Regions from separate parts of the Mus musculus genome. Here region 2 is linked to region 1. The links are chromatin loops, found by intact Hi-C in ENCODE. Cell type or tissue: gastrocnemius. All regions are shown on one strand. Links, peaks and the distances in the headings refer to the core of each region. The heading gives the core; the rest is flanking DNA.

Region 1 (12,136 bases), core at 2,198-10,197:
CATCCCTTTGGCTCCTCTAATAGGAGGAGCTGACATTCTGAATTGTTACAGATTCTAAAGACCACAGAGGGGTCGGAGAGGTGGCTCAGTAGATTGGATCTCCAGAACCTCAGGAAAAAACACAAACAAACTAACAAAAACCCAGTAATCCCAGTACTCAGGAGACAGAAACCGGATTGCCTATGACCAAATGGCTAGCAAGACAAGCCAGAATCTACAATAGCATGAGACTCAGCCTCAGTAGATTAAGTAGAGAGTGATTAAGGCTCTCCCCATCAGCTTTGGGCCTCTCTCTCTCTCTCTCTCTCTCTCTCTCTCTCTCACACACACACACACACACACACACACACACACACACGGAGATGCATTCCCCACACACTTGTGCTCACATACATACAAACAAATGACCACAGACATTGTTAAACTCCCCAATAGTAACGTGAAGTATCAAAATCACTCACTCAATGAGAGAATCGAGGCAGAGGCCTGGAGAGCAGCCAAGGGCTCTTGCAGCTCAGCTCCACCCACCCACCCAAGACTCCAGAACCTTTGAGCCACCATTCAATCAAAACAGGGCAGCAAGAGTGGATCAGACCAGAGAGTTGAGGACAAGATACGTTCAAGGTGAAGATGAGCAGAGATCAATAGGGCAGTCCTTGATCCAGCTGTAACCCAGTTCAGGCTCCAAACTGGTGGGTGGGCTGAGGGAGGACGGTGGACCTTTCTCAGCCTCGGTTTCCTCATCTGCAAGATGGGGCTGAACAGCTGGCTTTCAGGCACGAAGTGCTGGCATTGGCTGAATGCACAGTCAATGGCATAATGTCACCTCTCTGGTGACACACAGCACCTAGGGAGATTGGACCGGTCCAGACCAAACCAGCCCCGTCAATTAGGCAGCTAGAGCCTGGAAAACCATCCTGCCCTGTTTGCTGTTTGGGGTTTTGTGTTTCCCAGCGTTTCCTTTGGAAAAAGTCCAGCTTCCTCCCTACTGGAAGAGGGCTCTGTTCACGCCTGGGTCTGGATGCCCAGGGGAGCCATGTGGAGAGGTGACAAGAGCCTGGGGTTTGGAGTTAGGCCAGTTGGGGTTTGGATCCAGGATCTGACCCTTTCAAGGCTGTGTGACCTCTCACAAGTGACTTCACCTCTCTGAGGTGTTGATTTTGTTGCCAGTTGTCTGAGGATTCTAGATGTGGACAGAGGAGCTGAGATGAAAGAAGATACTGGGTGCATTTCCCCGGTGTACAGGGTGTTTCTTTTGGGGGAATTCTGCCTTGGGGTGGGAGTGGGGTTCTAGACTTGCAGCAAAATCACCAGCACAAATGCTTCGGGATATGTAATATGAATGGGTTAAAGTCCAGAAATCTACCGCTTGAGGGGATGGGAGCCCCAAGTTGTCAACCCCCTGATGATCCATCAGCGAGAACCGACTTTTCCTCCAAAACCTGTGATTAAGTACAGGGAGGAAAATGTGCTCTGGGATGTCATTTAGATAAAAGTTCAAAACCAACCAAACTGAGGGCGGAACTAGAGAAAGCAAGCTGGCAGAGAGAGCCAGAGCTTTTGGGAAACCAGAGGCATCCTCTGTCTTAATCTAGGATTACTGGCATGGGAGTGTCCCCTTTATAATTTCACACTCTGTACACGTTTCTATATGCATATTATAGTTCAATAAAAAGTTCTATAATCAGTTCAAAGAAACACATCAAGGCCGCGGGACTGGGAGGAGGAATGCTAGTGAGGGCTCCACAGATTCCCTCCAACTGTGCTGAAAGGTCATGTGAAGAAGGACAGGACAATGGCTTTTCCCCAGCCCCGGGTGGAGGCTTTTCCCAAAGTGGACACTTCAGCCAGTGTGCCTCTCTTACCAGCATTGTCTTCCAGGGGGATCTAATAAGCTCACACCGGCAACAATGTAACTCCCCAGACTTACCCTTACTTAGCATTCATTTGACTTTGCCTTAACACCCTGCAGGGAGCGAAGAATGGGTGAGCCTTGATTTGTTTCCAAAAGGGCCTTTCCAAAAAGTCACCAAGACCGGTCCCCAGCCCTGACCACCGGTCTTCCCCACACCACACACACACACACACACACACACACACACACACACACACACACACACACGGAGCACCCAAAGGCTTTAGACTCCACTGGCAGGTTCTTCAGGGGGCCCTTGAGCTGAAGACAGCAGAGGACCAGCCCAGGCTCCACCCCTCTGCCTGACAGATGCAGGGGTCCTGGGTTTATTTTTATTTGCTTGTGCCTTACTCTTTTCTCTTCCGAGGGCCAACACACGATGCACACATCTCCTACATCACATGGAGCAAGAGGCAGAGCCAAACAAACGCACATCATCAGATGCATTTATTTGCACAGACACTCATAAAAACTTTACTAGACACCAAATAATTACAGGAAGGGGCCAACCTCCAATTCGGCTGAGCCGCAGCGTTTTGAAGTGGATTTAAGATAGAGATCAAATAAGAGAGGCACCCGCCCTGGCTCACACCCACCCCCCCTTCCCCAGCCGTGGACCCTCAGGGTGGAGACCAATGAACTCCCTGGCTTTTGTGAATCTGTGTCCGATTCTGTGAGTTAGTCTTAAGTTCCTAATGAGGCTTTTATGGCTCCAAACACGGTCCTTCACCCTCTCTTTGTTCTGGTTCCTGTAACTGGACTGGGGAGCCACTCATTCTTAAAGACAGGATGCCTGTTGAAACCATCCTTTGGCAAGAAATGCAGAGATTCTTAGGAAAGTGCTTGGTAAAAAGCAAACATACAAAAAAAGTACACACATCACAGTCTCTAACGGGTTTCTTTCCAAAGAGCTTTTAAAAAAAAATCTTGATTCTATTGCCTCTCAAAGCTCTCACTGTCGGTGTTAGCTGCCCTCAGCCTCGGTTTTCATGACAAAGTGAGAAGGCTGAGCTGTTTGTGCTGGGTGCCCAGGCACTGGCCGTGTCTCAGGTGGCCAGTCCACAGTAGCCGGCTCGGGGACTCCACCTGTCCCAGAGGGAAGGAAGAGACCAGACAGGACTGAATTTGAGACAAGTCTGTTTTCGTTCTGGCTCTAGAGGCGGCAGAGGAACAGAAAGAGGAAGAGAGTCTCCTATGTCTAAGTAGCAGCTCTCCTCCCATACAATTATTCATCAAATAGTAGATCTAGAGCCCCACAGTGAGCTGGCCACACCACGAGCACTTTCATGTGACCCTCTCAGAGACTCTGTAAGTCTCTTTTATGCCCATTGCACAGACAGGGACCTTGAAGTACAAAGGCGCAGCAGGTCTTTTACCCTGGTGTCTCCTAACCAGACCCTGAGACAGACAGGGATGCTTCCTGACACCTGCCCTTCTCCTGTTCCTAACCATTGTGTAGCCAGTAGGAGACCTCAGTTCTGGGCCACCAGTCCTGGGAGGGCCTTCTCTGAACCTTCCTAAGAGCTGCCGGCAGCCTTTGGATCTGAGAGAGCCTGATTTCCCCACAAGTGGAGCAAGTCCATGCCTGATGGTCCAGAGTAATGGCCAGAGTGGGGGTTGTTGGAGGGCTGAGGGATCTGGCTGCGGATGTTCATCTTCTGGCTCTAGGCATCCTAACACTCACCAGCCACCAGCAAACCCTGACACCCCTCTCTCATCAGCCTCAAAAGCCCCCAGTGGAGAATAAGTACCCCAGAAACCCCTCTCTAGTCTCGCCTCTCTGGAGAACTTCCACCAGCACAGGGAGACTTCAGACGCCCTTCCTTAGGTAGTAGAAAGTGGTCGTCCAATGCTTTGACTCGTGTGTGGGGTGAAGACCAGCTAGAATGCTCAGAGGGGTACCTGGATGCTCGGGAGTTGGATTGCTAGTGATCGACCTCTGCTGAGTCTTGGGCGCGCCCTTGCTCCATTTCCGTGGTCTTCGGGTTCTTCATCACTGAGGGTCTGGGATAGACTGAGTTTCCCCGAGGAGCAGCTCCCGACTTGGCCCACAGTTTTGGGACAGCTTTGATTCTGCGCGGCAGAGCCTCGTAGATCTTGAGATGCCATTAGCCAGGGGCAGCATGGGGTGAGCCTAGGTGTTCCATGGCTTCGGTTCTTGAGGCAGAGCAGGAAGGCCGGTGCGATGCTTCTGATAGCCTCCTTGCTGATGAATCCAAGGCTGTGGTCCTCCTCCTGCTGGGATCTGACACTGCAGCCGGTGGTTCTAAACCTGGAGGAAGGGTCCTCTCTCTCCCGGACTCTGGTCAGAAGCACCAAACGGTTGGGTTTTCGCTGGTATAGCCCTTCCCCTCACACCGCTCCCCCGCTCTCACAAGATGGGTCGCTACCGAGTGAGGTTGCAAGGTCCTAAAGGAGAAGAGCCAGAGACCAAGTCAGGGCTCAGGAGCTGCACGCCTCTGGGATAAGAAGAGCCCGGATCTCTCCCTGTTTTGTTTCTTGCGATTCCAGCAGTCGCTGGCAACTCTCTTTCTCAGGTGGAAACAGTCCCGAGCGGATTCTGCAGCAGACGTCGGAGGCCGCAAGCATCCCGCGTTGGACGGCGCGGAAGAGATAGGCCACCTGCGTTGTGAGTCTCAGAGCCAGGGGTGGGCATCCGCTTGTACAGAAGAGACGGGCGAAGCCAGGAGCTTGAGGCCCGCGGAGAGAAGTGGGTCTAGGCCTAGGCCGGTGTTCTCCTGTCCAGTCGTATTGTTCTTCCTTAGAGGCAAAGGATGGGAGACCAAGAACCCTAAGAATGCCTCGGAGACACATGGACGATTATGTGGGGCAATGTGAAGACCGGGTCTAGTCAATTCGGGGTTGAAAAGTAAGGACAAAGAAGGCCTACGGGTAGAGGAGAACGGACAGAAGGAAACAGGCATCTGTGAACGGAGCATCGTCCTCAATCGGACTAGAGACAATCTTGGTGCCACTGTTCACCCAGGGAACTCTGGACTCAGTTGCCGACAGTTTCGGCAGCCTGACCCGAGTGGGCCGGGCTGCGCAGGGAGAGGCCCCCAAAACTCTGAGCCTTGGAAAACACACCAGCCATGCATCAAATGGGGGGGGGGCTACAGGTGTGCCCTCGGTGCTGAGACCTGGCTTCAAGCACTGCAGAACGCGCAGCAAACACAGTCAAAGGTCCAGACCCGGTCTTAGATGCCAGCCAGAGGATCAGGGAAACCTCTGAAGCCGGGCCACAGGGGCCACCATTCAGCCAAAGAAAAACGGAGAGGAATGGGGTAGAAATGGACAGGCACAGGGAGCGTGGGGGAAATGGGAGGGTGAAGATGGGGGTGAAACACTGTGCGATTGCTTAGAGTCCGAGGTTCGTCTTTAAGGTTTGAGACAGAGAAGATTCTTTCGACTCAGCCTGAAGGAGATGGCGAAGCTCCGGGCCTGGAACCAGGGCTTTCGGTGCCCAGCAGTGGTTGCAGAGACACACTATGGCCAGCAGAGGGCGGAGTGCACCCGGTTGGGCCGCTGCTTCTGCGAGCGGTTCGGTGCCTCCCGGCTCTGCACGCCCCAGCCTTTACCCGCTCGGCTTCTTCCCGCAGTAACGCGCCAGGGCCCAGATACCCAGAGAAGGCGGTCCAGATCCAGGCCCAGGCCTCTGCCCAACCTCAGGGCTCAAGGCCTTAGATTTTTCACACTGGGTAAAAACAAGGACGAAGGGTGGGTGAAGAAAACTCTACATCCACATACCCATGCTCCTGGATACACAAAGGCGCCGAGAAATACACAGAACACAAAGCCACAAACACAAAAACCCCTGGGCGACACAGAACAATTCAGGAGCTCCGGGGCAAACAGAAACACAAAGGTAACTCAGAGACACACTTATAGAGAAAAATCTACCAGATTCGCTAAAGGGGCCGAGGCGCATACAAAGGCGTAGACATCTTCACTATCTACACCTTCACGAGGACACACACAAAGACGTGTAAAAAACATGACATAGAAGCACGAGAGACGTGTACCGAAAACACACACACTCATTGCCTGGAAAGACGTAAGGACACACAAACACAAAATGTATGTGCACAGGAATACGGGTGCACACGTTCTCAATAGCTTCCGCGAGGCGGGAGCGCGGACACACACAGACACACTCCGATACCCACCGACACACACGCAGGTACTGGGGTGGGGCGGTGACCGCTAATCCTCCACAAAGCCGGGCCCCTCCGGGGGGCCCCCCCAGCACAGGGGGCCACTTCTGACCAAGCCTCCCTCAGGCTCCAAATCTGATCCGCCCTCTCGCCTCTAGCGGGGTCAGGGGACCCGCCCTCCGAGCCCTCCATCCCCTCCCGGCTTCGCGCCGCTGCTCCACAGCCGGAGGGGCCAGGGCCGCCCAGCAGCAGCTCGCAGGGGCTGTTAACTCCTGCCCTGGGACCGCACCATCCCTCCTGCTATTCCAGGACGAAACCCGCGCGGGAGTGGTGGGGCCGAAGGTACCCTGTTTCCCGATGCGACGTCTTCTAGTTTTCTCGCGGATGTCTGGCCGGATGCACCCAGGAGTCTCCAGCTGCGTGCCGCTGGCCTTGCGTTGCCCGCTGTCGAGGCCCACTTTGCCAAGGGTGGCCAGCGCTCAGTCTCTAACCCTGGCCAGGTCCCTTAGCCACAATGAAAGGGCACCGATTTCAGAGGTCACACAGATTTCCTTAGAACGACTGTACCCATGCCGTTCCAGGCCTCCACCCCTAGATCTTGAGGACACCACTTCTTACCTGCCCCTCATACTCCAAGCCTTGGGAGGCCCAGCCTTCGCCCACTGACCCCGGCCGGGAACAAGATATCTTTCCGAGCCCTGTTGACCCTCTTAACACTCTCTTGGTCTCAACCCGGGCCTGACCGTCCTCTTTCACCCAAGATCTCCCATTCTGGCTATGAGAGCCCCCTCAACTCATTCCCCCGCCCTATTTCTGCCAGGCCTGGGCTTTTTGGGACTACTTACTCAAACTACAGCCCTTACACCCCCTCCCCAGGTCAGGGTTCCCTTTGGCGAGTCCGGGGCCAGCGGTTCTTGCTTACATTTGATGTTCCCCATCCCTCGACCCTAGGAGCCCTCTCAGCACACCAGGCTGTCCGGTGCAGGCCCCGCCTCCCGAGGGGACACCAACTCAGACCCTGCGACCTACCTTAGACTACGAGTCCGGGTTTGGGCCAGCCGCTCCCGCCTGGCGCTGTCCCCTGGAGAAGTCGCTGCGTTCCCCGCCGTCCTCACAGTCTGGCCTCGCTTGGGGCCACTCCTCTGAGCGCTGGAGCTTAAAAAAAAAACAACAAAAATATTAATAATAAAAAAGGCAAGAAAGAAAAAAAAGAAAGCCTGATTTCCCCAACTCCCAAATCAATTTTTCAAGAGGGGTGGGGCACAGGATTTGTTTCGATGGCTAACCAAACTTCTGCCAATGGTGGACAGGATGGTCGCCTGGATTCAGGGCGCGGCACGGGGTGCAGGACGGGGGCTAAGGGAGCCCTCCCGCAGGGAGGGGGGGAGGCGACGGCACTATTTGACGTGGAGCAGCCGGCTCATCCCGGCGCAGTGATACGAGGCGCACCAATGAGTTCAAATGTCAGGAAGTTTGAGGAGGGGTGAGGCGGCTCGGGGCCGGAGTATCCCTCCGCCGCCAGCCCCAGCTCTAAACCGAGCGGCTCCTCGGGCGCACCATGGCACTGGAGTAGTGCGGGGAGCGCGCCTGGAGCCCCGCGGCCTGCTGCGCCCCGCCCGGGACCCTGCTGCGACGCCCGCGCCCCCCCAGCCCGCGGGGCCGCCCCTGCACCCCCGCCCCCTCCCCCGCCCGCCGCCGCCGCCGCCGCCTCCTCCTACTCCTCCGGGCGGCTCCGCGTGCCGCCCGCTGCTGCAGCCGGGACCCGGGGCTGACAAGCAGGTGACAGGCGAGCAGCGAGTGCGCGTGGCTGCGAGTAGCCGGTAGAGAGCGGCGCGCGGGGCTGCCAGCCGCCCGGGCCCTCCCGCACGACGCCGGGGCCCGGGGCCAGCGCGCCGCCGCTCCACGCTCGCCCCGGGGCAGCGGGCGGCCCCGACCCCGCGGGCGCCGCGCCTCCCCGGCTGCAGCGGAGCGGGCGGACGGGCCGGAGGGTGAGCGGCCCAGCCGGCGGGGTCCGCAGCGCGCCGGGCGTCCCATGGATATAGCAACAGGTCCCGAGTCGCTGGAGAGGTGCTTCCCTCGCGGGCAGACGGACTGCGCCAAGATGTTGGACGGCATCAAGATGTTGGACGGCATCAAGATGGAGGAGCACGCCCTTCGCCCCGGGCCCGCCACCCTGGGGGTGCTGCTGGGTGAGTGCTGGGTCGCAACGCTCGAATAGTGCGGGTCAGGGGGTAGGGTTGTCCGTCGTGCCGCTGTGGATACCGGCGTGAGGGGCAAAGAATAAAGAAAATAGGTTTTCAGGACGTGGGGAGGGGGTCCGGACCCCTGGAATGACCACCGGAGGGGTAACAAGCACACCGAGACAGAGCTCCCTGAGGGGAAAACGTTCAGGGACGTCACCTAGACAGAGGACTGAACAGCCTCAGCCGTCACTCACACCGTCCTCTCCGGGTCTGGGTTCTAGTGCTGCTACACTGGACTGAGCTGGGGTGGGAAGCGGGTGGCAGGGATGCTGGAGAACCAAGTTGTCTCCTTAGAGCCCGGGAGAGAGGCCAGGTCACCTGGGGAAGGGGAGCTTTTAGAAGAGAAAACTATCCCCGGGTCTATCCCAACCGCGGTTCTTGGGGTAGAAGGTTCCAACAGCATCGTGGGGCGTGTCAGCCAGCGAGTGTCCTGGCCTCACCTCGCTGGTTGGGTTCCAGCCGGCCACCCCGCGCGGAGCTCCTTCTCGTTGGTAATAACACCATCCGCTGGATCTCCGCGAGCGGGGAGAGCGCAGCGCCCAGCCAAGGCTGCAGGCCCTCGGCCTCACGGCGCCCCAGCTTACGGAAAGGAGCGTGCTGTCTAGGGCTGCCGGGTCTCTGGCTCGCCGGCTGGGGTCCTCAGGCGACGGGAGGCGCTCCGGGGCTGGGCCAAGCGGCGCTGACGGCCCGGCTCTCGCCCTGTGCGCTGCAGGCTCCGACTGCCCGCATCCCGCCGTCTGCGAGGGCTGCCAGCGGCCCATCTCCGACCGCTTCCTGATGCGAGTCAACGAGTCGTCCTGGCACGAGGAGTGTTTGCAGTGCGCGGCATGTCAGCAAGCCCTCACCACCAGCTGCTACTTCCGGGATCGGAAACTGTACTGCAAACAAGACTACCAACAGTAAGCGCCTCTCGCCCTCCTCTCTTTCCCCGCCATGGACCAGCACTCCAGCCCGGCCGGTCCCTGCCGGGAAGGGCCCACGCCGCCCTGCGGCCGGCTCTGCGCTCCACTGGGCCCGGCAGCTCCGATGGCTCAAAGGGCTGCGTGTCTCCGGGCTGGGGCGAATCATCTCCTTCCAGCCGACAGTGGTGGGGTGCCCCTAGGTGCCATCTGTTGTCCCGGAAACCTGCGCAGAGTGACTGAATTGGGGTACAAGACAAAGCCCGGGGCGGACTGGTCGGTCGATACGATGTTTGTCCTGGGAGAGGGCTTGGCCCCTCTAAAGCCTGAAGTGGGGACAAGAATATATTTTCCAAGAAAGGCATTGCTTTAGAGAGCCAAGCCTGACTGTGTTTCCCCAGTTCAAGAGCGTCTGGGGTTCCTGGAGCAGGGAGGTGGGTGCTGGACCCTGGCTGCGATGCAGGCGGGAGATCTCCACCCTGGCTGGCTCCTTGCGCCACTTTTCTTCTCTGGTAAAGAGAAATGGGTGTCCTTCTTCCTAAACCGTTCCATACGGGAATTTTGCCCTTACAATTTTTCTTAGCTGGAGAATCAATCTGTCTAGGAAGCTACAGCTTCCTAGACAGCTCTTCGTTGAAGTGGCTGACTGAAGGAGTCAGGCCCAGACAGCCTTCTTTCTTGCAGCATGCTGGAAAAGGGTGGTTGATACTAGAGGTGTGGTTTGAGCCTTACCTGCTGGCTTCTATGCTAAGCAGGGTGGCACTGTGGACTTGTGTGGCTGAAGGCTGGGGACAGACCGCAGAAGATGCAGAGCTTTTCTGGTGACCTACCTGGAAGTGCAATGGGGGAGGTTGAGTTGGGGTGCAATGAGGAGCCTTGGTGGGAAGAGGGGTGTGGGAATCTTGGGAGGGAAGTTGCAGAGACAAGCGTGAGACTGTGGGAAGTTCTAAGTGGCGTTCAGAAAGGCTTCTTGGATGGGACTCCTCAGGTGTTCTGGGCTGGAGTGGTCTCTGGGTGCCAAAGCCCTTGGAGAAAAAAGGCAGGGTTACGTGTGCCATGCAGTAAATGCAGCCAAAGTATTGGTCTCCAAATCCAGGGTCTAGCTTGGAAAGGGGCAGCTAAACTCTTTGACTAGGGCCTAACAACTGGGGCTGCAGGCCAGAGCCCTGCAGAGGGCCTTGGTGGCCGGCTGCTGTTGTATCCCCGGGAACTAGGAACCAGTCAGGGACTGCTTTTTTGCACCTTGCTCTTTTTGGTGGCTGGGGTAGGGTGGGGTTTTCTATGGGCAAGAATTGGGGTAGGTTTTGAGGATTCTTCTTTTGTTGGTTCTATAACATGATGTAGGCCTGTCCCTCTCTGTGGTCGGTGTTCCCCAGGTTTAGGCATATCATTGATATCTGTCCTGTGTCTGTGCCATGGAACTCTAGTTCCTGGGGAGAAAAAGGCCACCAGGCATACAGCAGCAGGAATAAAACGAGGTAGCACTGGTTGGGGACTTGGGGTGACTCAGGAAGCCCCTCTCTGGGAAGTACTGTGGCTAGGCACCAGCAGTACCTCTTACACCCAGCTTAGCCACTAACCTCACACACACACACACACACACACACACACACACACACACACACACACACACCGCACATGGGTCTTCTAAGAGGCCTGGGAAAGTAGAGATGAGCCTCTGAAACTTTGGGGTGTTTTTTTAAATTAACACTGCAAAGACTTTGCAACCTTTTGTACATAGATGCTGCTGGGGTCATTATGGAGCAGGGCAAAGACACCTCCCTGGTCCTTCTGGCTCAGCCCTAAAATAGTAACAAGAGCTAGGTGAGTGACCAGCCTCCCCAGTTTACAAAACAATTAAACATTTGCAACTGCTTTGTCCCACTGGTATTTGTTTTTGAAAGAAAAGAAAAACATCACTAAAGAGCTGGCTTCTACCAAGGTGCAAACTCCAGGTGCTAGAAAGGAATTTAGTCCCGGACTTTCGTCCCCGAGTTTCCTAGGGAAAGGACCCCGGCTTTATCCTCTCTGTTTCCCCTTTCCTCCCCCATCTCTCCTTTCTAACAATAACGACAATTAAGTATCTGCTATAGGCGGGCCTCCTGGTGTGCTTGGGCGGAGTAGTGGTTATCAAGACAATCTTGGGGACAAATCCCCAGGGTCTCCTGGCAGCATTTGCAGGGAGCAGGAGATCAACCAGGCCGGCAAGAACTCACACGGAAACAATGTTCTTTTACACAATAAAAAAAAATATTTTTTTATTCATGATTTTTTTCTTTGAGAATCCCAGATGCATATTTATATCATGTGTGCACAAATGCTTTTCAGACGAGAATTAAGGCGATCGGGGACAGAGACGTGCTTTCTTGATTTTAAGTGTGTGTCTCCACAGCACTGAGAAATTTGCAGCACCCCCTCCCCATACACACACACACACACACTTTTTTTTAAAGTACTTTTTGTAAAAAGCACTCTTCACCCGCCTGCGCAGAACGGCAGAGTAGGTCCTTTTAAAGAGGTGCTGTGTTTCTTGCTGTGTCTTCTTCCTTTCGGTTTGTTCCCAACGATTGCAGGCACCCAGAAGCGCGGAGTTGTTTTACGCACCACGGGGGTGATTAACTGTCTATTGGGCTCATATAGGACAATTGATAAAATCCACTCGCAGGCCTGGCAGAGCAAAGAAAATCCCGGCCCTGGAACTGAGACGTTTTTATTTGTATCCTGAAAACTCTCCTACCCCCGACCCCGTCCTTATGTGCATTTCGGGGACTCTTTCAAAGAAGGGGGAGGGAAAATCCAAGACCTCGGCCCTCTTTCGAATAGAAAACCGAATTAGAAACCTGGAAAACGCGCGGCCTCCGCAAAAACGCCAACACCGCTCCGTGTCTCCCCCCGGAGAAACATTGAGAAAAAAACCTGACAACC
Region 2 (12,136 bases), core at 2,179-10,178, 69 kb after region 1:
GCAGCAGAGCTAGCACTCTTTAAAACCGTCGGTGAAAAAAAAATCATTTATCTCAATAAAAATAACTTTAGTAAAGCAAAACAATGAAAGGGGGAAAAGTTATAAATTATTTAACTATACTAGAAAGAAAATTGATCAAAAAATTAAATTGCCTTAATGGAGTTTCTTCTAGGACATGCTTGCTCAAAGGAAGTTTCTCAATGTTGATAGAACCCTAATTAAACCCTGCTACAGTTTACAAACAAAGAAGGCAAAATCTTTGGGGTGAGAATGGTGGACCACAATACCAGTTTGGGGCAGTGCTCTACCCCACAGTAGTGTCTGGACCCCTCCCTTTGAATGCCTTGCTGCTGTTCCTTCTACTTAGGATAGCCTGTGGATTCTATTCCCATTTGGTCCTTGTCACCGGGCACAACAATTGGCCATTGGTAAATGTTAACACCTCACATTGCGGTGAAAGGTTGGGTTGAATAGGCAGTCTGCATGGGTGAGTGGATGGCTGGGGTGATGGGCAGGTATGGCGTAAACTGGATGGATGGATGGATGGATGGATGGATGGATGGATGGATGGATGTGTGGATAGATGGTAGATGGGTGGGCTGATTGATAGGTGAATGGGTGGATAAATGATGGGTGGGTGAATGCATGGATGGATAGATAGGTAGATGGATGAATATTATGAATAAAGGTGGACGGGTGGGAAGATGGGTAGGTGAATGGGAGAGAGGATGGATGCATAGCTTGTGAGGTAACTGTTTGAGTGGCTGCATGTGTCCTTGTATGGGACAAAAGGATGTGCTTTACCTTCAGCTATTGCGAGTTGGGCCTGGGGCCTTGCTCTCTGACATTCGTCCTTATCAACCTGCTCCAATCTACTGCACTGTCCCCTCAGCCTTACAAATAGCCTGCGTATTCCTCATTCATGCCTTTGCTTCTCCAGCGGCTCCCTCCTGGTATGACCTCTCTGCTTGTCTGTCTCTACATAGACTGCAACTCTCAAGTCAGCCCCTCTACACCTGTAGAGGTCAGCGGATGACTCTGTGGAGTTGGTCCCCTCCTTCCATCTTTATGTCAGTTCCAGGGATTGAACTCAGGTCCTCAGATTGTGCAACAAGCACCTGTACCCATTACACCATCTTGCCTTTCCTCTTCTGAGATATTTCTTTAAATATCTGAGACAGGAACTCACTGTATGGCACTGGCTAACCTGGAACCCACTATGTAGCCAGGCTGGCTTTGAACTTGTCCTCAATTACAGACGAGGGTCACCGTCCCCAGCTCTCCCAAGGTCTTTGAAGCCACAAACAGGTGTTCCCTGCTGCCAGCCAATGCTGCCTTCTACCTGACTGTGTATATACCTCCTTGGGTTCTGCCATAATCCCACAGCCCTTCCTGGACACATGGCTCTGGACTCAGCCCACTTTGGCCATGGAGGACCCCAAGACAAAGCTGGTGGCTCTACATCTCCTCTTCTACCTGGGCTATGGGGACCACACAACCCTTCATGTCCTTAGCACCTGCAGTCTGGGTCTATGGACCTGGCTTCTCTGAACTTACAGTGAGACAAAGTTATCACTAGGTGGGCAAGAGGAAAGACACCAAGGGCTTCTAGAACAAGGACCCCACAGTAAGGCCAGGAGAGCAGCAGCCTGATGCCTTCTCTAACCATTTCCCTCTTCTGTAACAAGGCTGGACGTGCCTCTAGTTAGAGGAACAATCCGTGTGCAAAGAATGCTTGGGGCCTGGTCTGTAGGAAACACTCAATAAATCTTAGATTGTAGTAGGAAGAGTACTAAGGTCTGTTGGATCCAGAGACAGGAGCTGGTGACCTTAGTGAAGGTGGGGGAGGGGAAGGGACCTGGCTCTGCTCCTAGGGCTGGGGTGCACAGCAGGAGGAAAGGAAGGGGCAGTCCAAAGCCTGTCTCACAGGCACTCATCAATGTGGTGAGTGAGGGCAAGTCTGTCTATGTAGTTTAGGATAAACTATTCTCCCTGCCGCTACCTCCCAAGAGATGGGATTGTGATCATGTGCTACCATGCCTGCCTTTATGTGGTGCTGGGGATCAAACCCAGGGCTTCTTGTATGTTAGAAGGCAAACTCTCTATCACCCAAGTTACACTAGTCCTGGGGACCCAGACAAGAACCGATAGCCATGCTTTTCAAACAATGACAAAGCCCTTAGCCTGGTTCCTCACATCCTGAGGCTCTTCTGCCTGGAGCAGCATCCTGAGATGGACCACAGGGCTTCGAGGAAAGGTGCTCAGATGGAGAGGGGCAGGCACTGATCCACTTTCCCTCTGTCCTGGACTTTGTCTGTCCCTGACTATTGCCCAGGAAGGTGTGGTTTCAGAGCAGTGTCCACCCCACGCCATGATGTGTTCCTCTGAAGATGGGAAGCAAACTGTCAGGTGGGAGGCCACATGGTACAAGCTCATTCTGTAGGGCTACATGCGGTGCCCATGTGTGTGAATGTATGTTTGTGCTCAGGCCCATAACTCTGTCTGTCTAAGCTTCCCCAGAGCTTCAGGTGGCAGTGCTGGCTGCCCTGGGCACATCCTGTCCAGAGCCAAGGCCCCAGTCTCTCCTGCATCTCAGCTTTCCTTTCTAATGGCTTCTCCCCACCACTGTTGAGAGGCTCAGACCCTGCCTGTTCTCTGGCATCCTCCCCTTCAGAAGGTTTCTACTTCAGGACGCCTTCCCTGATCGCACCTAGCAGGAGCTAGCCTCACCTTTGCCTAGGTTACTCGGCTGATGCCCCCAAGCCTGTCTGCCTCTCATCCATCATACACGGCTGCCAGAGAGAGCCAGTTAAGATACCAGTCCAGGGGGCCAAAGAGATGGCTTAATGGGTAAAGGTGATTTCTACCAAGATAGTGATCTGAGTTCAATTCCCAGAACCCACATGGTAGAAGGGGAGAATTGACTCAGACAGTTGTCGCTCCTCCCTCCCAACCCCCCCCCCCCACCATACCAACTATTACATAAATGTCTTTTTTAAAAGCCTTTGAGTTGGTCAGTGGTGGTGCATGCCTTTAATCCCAGCACTTGGGAGGCAGAGGCAGGTGGATTTCTGCATTCAAGGCCAGCCTGGTCTACAAAGTGAGTTCCAGGACAGCCAGGGCTACACAGAGAAACCCTGTCTCAAAATGCCAAAACAACCAAAAAACCCTTTAATTGCTACTCGTTAGCTCAAAGCCTTCCCAGGTCACATAATCAGCCTTCCCCAAGTTCTGCCTACACCCGGGTCCCCACACACACACTCACCTGCTCCAGCCACAGTGCCCTGTGTCACTTCCTGGCACCCCATGTGCACTCTGACCTCAGGGCCTTTACAGTGCTGTTCCCACAGCTGGATCCCCTTCCCTAGATGCCGTGATGTGTAGAGCAGGCCGCCTCTGACTGCTCCTCTAAAACTGCAGCCCTCTGGACTCTCCGTCACCGCTTGTGTTACCTTATTGTCTCCTTTTGTACCTTGTGTGTGTGATGGTCTGTTTGCTCAGATAGACACACTGTTCTCACCTTAAAATGTCCCCTCTGATGTGAGAATGGATGTTGAGGTGGGACCTGGGTGGGCTGTCCCTTCTGCTCCCAGATCCGTCCCCATTCAGTGCCTGACATGGAAAAGGTACCAGCGTCCGTGGGATCTCTGAATGTGTGCAGACAGTACCTCAGGCTCCAAGCTAGACTGGTCCCTGCCTGCCTGTGGCGTGTGACCTCCAGCCCTGGCTAGGGCCTCCCCACTGTGCCCCGGAGGTGGATCAAAGAGCTAAGAGAAGCCCCTGGGGCCGCCCTCATGCAGGCTGGGCAGGCGGCGGGTCAGCAAGGCCCTGCCAAGCCCTGGCAGGCCAGGAGGTACCACAACCGGCAGCCAGCAAGCATGGCCAGCCACGCAGCACATTCCAGCCGCCTGATTGACGCGCACTCCGGGCCTGCCTGCGGCTCCTGCCGCATCAAAGCAGATGTTTGCAGCTGGTTTGAGTTGGATCCCATCAACAGGCCCCTTTTTGTCTCCAAATAAAAAACAGCTAAGCCAGGAATGATAAGGATGCACAGGCACATGGGGGAGATGTCAGTAAGTCGCAGTGATGGGCTGACTCTACAATCCCTGCCACCCCTACTGTCCAGGGCCCTGTCCCCAGGGAGACCTGCCCCTTACTCCTGCACCTACCTCATAGGGTACCACAGCCTCCACTGTAAGAAGTTCACACCACACCACACCACAAGGAGCTCTTATTATTCTGATCCCATCAATGGAACCTGGGGTCCTACTACCACCTGGGTGTGGTCGAAGAAGAGGCTACCACATCTACTACATGGGCATCCAACCTCCATTTTCTAACAGGGAACCAGGGCCTCAGGTCCCCAAATCAGGAAGCTAGCAGGGCAGAGCTGGGATTCAAAACCATTCCTGTCACCCCCAGAACCAACTTCCTAAGCCTGTGCAGTGTCCCCACCCCTAGGAGCCTCCTGACATTGTTTCCCACATTTGGCCATCACACCTTCCTGTGGTGAACACAACCAGGCAGATCACCTGCCACACTGTGGCCATTTCTATGGGACCAAGCAGCCTGGCTCTGTGCGCAGACATCCTCAGAGCTGGCTTCCAGGACAATGATGGATGAAGCCAAGGAGGTCGAGCAGTGAGCACAGAGAGCCACCAGGCCAGTGGCACCTATTCATGTGGTCTCCATTGGGCAACAAGTCCAGCAGTGGTGTCCAGGAGCTCTGAGGTTTACCTATGGGTGGGCTTATAGGAAGCATCTGCCTCAGCCACCCTGGTCCAGCTAGGGTGACGTTCTGGCAGACCTCTAGACAAAGAGAGACAGGCAAATAGTCTCGGAGGTCTCGGAGGGGGCCAGAGAGAACAATTCTGTTTATCTTGTTACTTAGGCAGGTTTCTATCTATCTATCTATCTATCTATCTATCTATCTATCTATCTATCTATTTATTGAGACAGGATTCCTCTGTGTAGCCCTGGCTGTCCTGGAACTCACTTTGTAGACCAGACTAGTCTCGAACTCACAGAGATCCGACCAATTGCCTCCCGAGTGCTGGGAATAAAGGCATGTGCCACCATGCCTGGCACTTAGCCATATTCCTAGAGCCTCTTAAAGAAACGTAATTTTAAGCTGGGCGTGGTGGCGCACACCTTTAATCCCAGCACTTGGGAGGCAGAGGCAGGCAGATTTCTGAGTTTGAGGCCAGCCTGGTCTACAAAGTGAGTTTCAGGACAGCCAGGGCTACATGGAGAAACCCTGTCTCGAAAAAACCAAAAAAAACCATAATTTTTTCTCACTCAACCTGGATGCGATTTCATTTTTCACAAGGTTGTTCATCCATTCGACAAACACTAATAATCTCACTGTCAGACGGGGGTGGGAGGAGTTAGGCCAGAGTCAATCCCCAGCTCAGTAGAGACCTTGGACACGTAGATAGTGGCTGAGATTCTGCATCAGGGAAGCCTTCCTGGAGAAGGAGGCCTTGAAAGATGGGCACTCTAGAAGCAGAAGGAAGAGTGAGAGACAGCAAGCCTTGGAAGCAGATGGGAATTGCTGTTTCAGAAACAGCAGAAAACATGGCAGCTAGTGACAGGCCTGGGTACGGCTTTAGAGCCACGATTTGGTCTTGAACTTTGAGATTATCATGTGCTCTCAAGTGTTTTGAACCAAACTGAAGTCTGATTTGACTGACAGTGTGTCAGCTTATCACTGACACAACATCCCCAAGGTATCAACTTCTTTTGTTTTTTAAGATTTATTTATTTATTTATTTATTTATTTATTTATTTACTTTCTGTATGTGAGGACACTGTCACTGCCTCCAGACACACCAGAAGAGGGCATCAGATCCCATTACAGATGGTTGTTCTACTTCATGTGGTTGCTGGGAATGGAATTTTTTAGGACCTCTGCTCACTTTGGTCAACCCCACTCGCTCCAGTTGACCCTGCTCACTCAGTCCCTGCTCGCTCCAGCCCAAAGATTTGTTTATTATCATACATAAGTACACTGTAGCTGTCTTCAGACACACCAGAAGAGGGCATTAGATCTCATTACGGATGGTTGTGAGCCACCAGGTGGTTGCTGGGATTTGAACTCAGGACCTTCGGAAGAGCAGTCAGTGCTGTTACCCGCTAAGCCAGCTCATCAGCTCCGAAGTATCCTTTTCAAGGCTACAGCCCAAGGACCTAACCTTTCCCCAGGCCCCACCTTCCAAAGAAATACCACCTGCTAATGGTACCACAGGCTAACCACATATGCAAATGTCTTCGTGAGACATTTTCTCTTCAAACTACAGTAGGAAGTAAAACTAAGGTCTTGAGTGTCCTAAACCTTGATTCCGAATCCATTGAGAAATGCCATGTCCCCCGGGGAGGAGTATAGTGGTTACAAGGCCCAAGAGGCTCAGACTCACCATTGGAGCTGCCTTGTCTAGGGGCTGAGGGAGGTCCCACTCAGAGCCACACATGTGGCATAGAAGTTATCATCAGAGCCCGATGAAGGGCCCCACAAACCGTAAAGCGCACTGGTGGGGCATGCATAGGCTGTACAGTGAGGGGGAGGAAGGGAGTTTCCACCCAAAGAGAATGCTACACCAGGGCTGGGAATCTTGGGGGACAATAGCAGCAAGCACAGTCCCCATTTACCCATCCAACCCCAGGAGTCTTGCCCCAGCCTGTTCCATCTGTCAGTGTCCCCTTAAAACACATGAAGACACTGAGGCAAATGGCTAAGTGCAGGATGCCAGGGCTGAGGTGAGGACATCTCAGGGAGTCCAAGTGTGTGTGCTGCTGAAGAACCATGCTCCATGTGTGCTCCTCCGTGCTCACTGGCTAGGAAGTTGGTCAGTCTTATGACCCATATTCAAATCCTCTGCAAAATACTGCATTTTCAGACTTTTTATTTAAATTAGTCTCTTATGAGTTTAATAAATTGTGCTTCAGACAAACCAAATGAATTGCTGCTGAAGACGGGGTCCCACAGCCAGGGACTCGTCCAGAGAGGAAAGACCTCACAAAAGACTGTTCTACACGGTGATTGTTGGAAGACGTGCAGATAGAGTGGTGTTCTATTTGGTTTTTATTTATTTTATTATTATTTTTAGAATGGGTCTCATGTATCCCGAGCTGGCCTCTAAGTCACTGTATGGTCAGGGATGGCTTTACTGATCTCCTGGGTGTTGAGATTACACATGTAGGTCACCACATCTGATTTTATGTGATGCTGAGAATCAAACCCAGCTTCCTGCATTCTTAGCCCTCAATTTGGTTTGTGGGGGATGGAACCCAGGTCTTCATGTGTGCTAGGCAGGCAGTCTACCAGCTGAGCTCCATTCGGCCAGCCTGAGTGTTCCTATGTAGTCGATGGAGAACTGGAGGCTGGAGGCTTAACATCCTGTCCAAAGTCACATAGCGAGGTGGATGTGGAGTGAGGGGATAGGGCATTCAACCAGGACGAGCAAAGACCTAGGTCTGTGTCTTGAAGTTGTGGAGCCAAGGTGTGCCCCAGCCCTGTCTGCTTGCAATTTTAAGCTGATAGCTTCTGTCTTCCATGCTGAGATGCAGGCTTCAGCGCTGAGCCCATTACACACAAAGCAAGCTGAGGCTCGGAGAGGGGAATTGCTTTATGAAGCTTCTGAGCCTGCATGATGGCAATTCCCTGCCTGTGGCTGGCCTGCTTCTCCTTGGCTCTCTGTGGCTTCTGTTTCCAGCCTTGTGCCCATGATGAGAGAGAGAGAGAGAGAGAGAGAGAGAGAGAGAGAGAGAGAGAGAGAGAAGAGGATTTGGAGAGAGGAGGGAACCCCCACTTACTATATAGGCACACACACCCGTGAGTAGCTCTCACTCCATCCCTGCATGGTAGACAAAGCCTGCCCCATAATTGGGAGTGAGTATTTCATACGTGCCCCCCGATGTTTTATTGGGCGGAGAGATGCTTGGAGACCGAACGGAAGACACATTCCGTTTATAAAGTGCACGCCGTTTGTTTTATTTCCCGGGCTCTTGCAATCTAGATAACAGATGACACCCCGAGTGGCTGTGCTGCTTGGAAATGGCTGCTGGAGCCTTTGGAGGGGTATTAATAATAGATTGTGTTGATGAGCATGGAGAAAGTCGCAATCCACCCCCTGCTGCCAAGGCATTAGTGCGGCTGTTGAATGCAGGAGCACCAGCTTTGTGGCACAGTCGCTGAATGCAGGTCACCCCCCGCCCCCCAGCGCATGCCTGGCTTGCTACCTCCTGCAGCTTAGGGAGCTCTTGCTTCTTGGAGCCCCACAAGATGTGCTGACTCTGGCCTGGGATCTGGCCAGTGCCCATCAGTTTAGACCCCTGCAGCCCTTACTGGGCACCTTGGTCAATCATGGAGTGGTAGTAAGGGGTAGGCATCCACCTCTAAATAGGGATCCATGGCCAGACGAGTTCCCAGGAGCCTCTGCCTACCTAAGGTTGCCAATGGGGCAGGTTAGACCCCCACCCCCACCCCATGAATTAAAACCACTCAGCCTGTACCTTTCTTGCAAAGCTATAAGCTGGTGTGGGCCTAGAGGATACTCACTTGCCTCAAGCACCTGGGTTGACCTTCAGTCCCATACCAAGACTTTGCACGACAAAATGCAGAGTTCCCCTGAGAACTAGAAGGAGCCATAACCTGCCTTGAGGTATCCCCAGTAGAGTTGGGACCCCTCAGAGAACTACGTGGTGACTTCTTGCTGATTCACATGTTCAATGTCATCAAATCCTCAGGAAGCTCTTCTGGCTTCCTCATTTTGCAACAGAGCAACCTGAGGCAATAAGGAAGCTCAGAGGTAGGTAGAGAAGACACTTCCCTTATACCTCAGCATCATCAAGGAAGCCTCTAGGAAGGCTTCCCAGAGGAGGTGGTGTTGGACTTGGGTGTTGCAGGTTGAATAGGAGTCTGCCAGACTGAATAGAGGTGGGTACTGAGCTTGCCCCCACACTGAGTGCTCTGGGCAGTGCCAGGGCAGTAATCAGAACCCGAGGAATCCCCGTCCACTGTGAAACAGCATTTTGTTGTGGGCAGTGCTGATAGCAGCCCCAGGAAAGGAGGCAGGGTGTGAGCCTGGCTTTTATGGCTGTCCCTGCTCCAGAACCGATTAGCAGAGAATTGCAGCTGTAATCTGTGCCCATGATGGCGGGCCATAAAGAGGGATGGGATGCGCGGTGCTCCCAAGGTGGCGCCCGCAGACGTGGCCCGGGGATGCAGGGAATGAAAAATGGTTTTAATTCCCTCCCAGCAGCAATAATTTGATTCTTCATAAATTTTTCCATCAAAGTGTTGTTGAAGCTGAGTTCCCACAGAGCAGGCATGTGACAGGGTGTGGGATGTGGGCAGGAGCGGTCAGCAGAACAGCAGGACCCTGAAGGGTAAGGCAGCCAGGGGCACAGAGACCCTATCCCAGCTGGCTTCTTGGATCGGACAAAGTCAGCCCACACTGGGAAATGTTTGCTACATCGAACACACTCTGAGCACGAACTCCTATTGCACTTCCACTTCCTCATCCCTAAAATGGGGCCAGGTCTCTCTGGTCTCATGGGACATAGCCAGATCAGGTGACATGCACGTGTAACGTGCTTGCTGAGTACAGCAGCTACCCGTGTTTCAGCAAGCTGTGCCCATGCTGAAATAAAGGGACAAGAAGGTGGCACCAGGCCATGCGTCTGGAGGCCACTGTGAGGGTACCCTGGAGACGCCATGGCTGTTTCGGAGATTACAGCTGGGAAGGAGGAGACGTGGACTAGGATGTTTTATGGGCACTGAGGAACTACAGTTGAGTGTGGAGCAGGAAAGAACAAGATCAACGAGCATTTTAGAAAGAGTCGTCTGTGTCCTGTGTTGAAGCACAGGTGCGAGAGGGTTGAAGGGTTTGAGAATCTGGGGACCCAGGGAGGGGAAAAGGGCCCAGGCTGGAGGGCAGAGCAAAATTGGAATTGTTTGGCTATGGGGTTGAGGGAGGCTAGTAGTCAGTGTGAAGCTGACCCTGCACACTGCCCCCTAGTGGCTTCCATCCTGAGCAGGAAGACCCAGAGGTAGAGCTGACCACCCAAGAGGGGCACCTCATGCCCACCTTGGCTCCCCTTGGGACCGGCAGAAGAAGAGGGTGCATCCCTGTCCCCACCCCCGTCTGTCAGGGTGGCAGAGGGAGATGCCCAGCCCGTGCCTCCTCTGTGCCCCGCAGGCTCTTCGCGGCAAAGTGCAGCGGCTGCATGGAGAAGATCGCCCCTACCGAGTTCGTCATGCGGGCGCTGGAGTGTGTGTACCACTTGGGCTGTTTCTGCTGCTGTGTGTGCGAGAGGCAACTGCGCAAGGGGGACGAGTTCGTGCTCAAGGAGGGCCAGCTGCTGTGCAAGGGTGACTATGAGAAGGAGAAAGACCTGCTCAGCTCCGTGAGCCCGGACGAGTCTGACTCTGGTGAGCCGAGGCTGGGATGGCTGCAGGACGTGGCACAGCGGGGTGCTGGAGCGCAGAGGGCGGGGCTTCTGAGATCCACAGACCCGCATGTCCGTGCATGGCCAGCCAGCATCAAGGTGTCACATCCAATGTCACATCCACCCTATCACTTATCTGGGTGCCAGCCCTGAGGTACACACAACTGTGTATCACACACATACCCAGGGTCGTAAAGACACTACCTCGTGTGCTTGTACTTAAAGTCATGTACTTACACACCCAAACACGCAAAGCTCCTCCTATGCACACACACATACATGTATATTCTTCATGCATCTGCACCTGACCAGCACACCCATGGGACACACACGCATGACTATATACACACGCACATGTGCTATACCCATGCATATGCTTGCTCTCTAGCAAGATCCTGAAGATTTGTCACTCCTGAGACTTGGACAGGGAACATGTCAAGATGGCTGGCCTGTCTCTGGAGGTACCCTAGGCCCACAGGCATGTCCTCTGTCCACGTGGGGAGTGTCTGAAATTGCCAGGGCTCCAATGTTTGGGCTTCAGTGTGACAGAGTCCTTGTGTATCTGCTGCTGGTCAGCCCTAGGCTAGACCCTGTAATAGCATCCCTGTGGCCACCTGCACTCCCATGGAAGGGAAGGCCACTGGCCCAGCTTACAGACATTGTAAGGCCACAGTCCTCCATGGGGCTAACCTCCAAAGAAGGTGAGGCTAGGGAGGGGACAAGTTCCAGTGTTGGGTGTCAGAATTAATGGTTGTTAGGAGGCTTGGCTATGTTCCTAGGTCTCTAAGGCCCAAACCCCTGGGGTCATCTTAGTGGTGTTGTGTGTATGGCTGGATGCACATGCTACTTCATGCCACATGTGTCTTAGCATGGAAGTGTCCCTGCCTGTGGGTATAGGCCTCTGTGAGCCTGCAATAGTAAACATCTCTAACAATACAGGTGTGTGCACCCATCAGTGAATCCACTGTGTGTGTGTACACATGCCTGCATGTCCTGGTCCTAAGTACCTCCTGTGAGGATGCCTGGTCCCTGTGTCCCTGGAAGCCTCAAGAAAGAAGGCTCCATCCATTCTTCTCTTTCACCCTGTCCCCAGCTAGCATGATGCTCAGAGGCCAGCAGGAGAAGGTGGCTTTCAAACAGGCTGAGGTGGGGAAGCCCAGGGCCAGCCTGGGCCACAGTTGCCATCTGTCTATTGCAGGAGGCTGCTGGCCTGCAGAGTCACACAAGAGCAGATCTGCCCATGTGTGTGAGCTCCAGAATGCTGCACGTGCTCTAGTGTGTGCCTCTTGCTTATTGTGGGGCCATTCCTCCTCCTCAACCCACTGCTATCACGGGGGCAGAAGTGTCTCTCCCAGCCCTCACCCCAAGCCTTGTGCACAGCCATGCATGTGCACCAGGGTACTAGGTCATGGTCTTCCTGACTGTGTGTGTGTGTGTGTGTGTGCATGCGCGTGCATGCGCGCATACACCTGTGAATGCTATCGAGGAACTTGTGGATCAGCAGGGTTAGACCACCCTGGGACCCCGAATGAGGAAGTGATTATATGTTGGGGCCATGGGACATGGTGAAGAAGGATCTATGGGCCTAGGGAAGGCTCTACATTATCCTGAGGACATTAGGAGCCATAATTGTCAGCAGAGGGTGAGGGAATTCTCGCATACAGGTAAGCTCCAACTGACAGGTTGG

Evidence for each region. Peaks named below come from ENCODE experiments on the same cell type or tissue, not always from the same donor. Only the 100,000 strongest peaks of a DNase experiment are listed, where the experiment ranks them.
Region 2: a loop joins it to region 1, with 5 times the contacts of the local background. A loop is called at or near these places in 11 of 42 quality-filtered maps.

Annotation. Positions count from the first base shown.
Region 1 is chr2:33,636,564-33,648,699 of GRCm38, reverse strand. Lmx1b (LIM homeobox transcription factor 1 beta) reads left to right here and starts at 7,602. Exons shown (of 8, transcript NM_010725.3): 1 at 7,602-8,258; 2 at 9,025-9,211. The coding sequence starts at 8,102. It overlaps Gm39790 (a long non-coding RNA gene), which reads right to left and starts at 9,039. Exons shown (of 3, transcript XR_866136.3): 1 at 8,753-9,039; 2 at 8,470-8,630; 3 at 8,229-8,321. C130021I20Rik (Riken cDNA C130021I20 gene) reads right to left here and starts at 7,507. Exons shown (of 3, transcript NR_046275.1): 1 at 7,356-7,507; 2 at 7,099-7,224; 3 at 3,037-6,573. In gastrocnemius, for the core only: a CTCF peak has its summit at 5,407 (motif pointing right); DNase peaks (open chromatin) are centred at 6,307, 7,113, 7,556, 9,093 and 1 more place; H3K4me3 peaks cover 3,891 bases.
Region 2 is chr2:33,567,346-33,579,481 of GRCm38, reverse strand. It overlaps Lmx1b (LIM homeobox transcription factor 1 beta), which reads left to right. Exons shown (of 8, transcript NM_010725.3): 3 at 10,200-10,432. Among named protein-coding and RNA genes, the nearest start is that of Gm39789, 18 kb to the right of the region's middle. In gastrocnemius, for the core only: a CTCF peak has its summit at 10,026 (motif pointing left); a DNase peak (open chromatin) is centred at 10,042.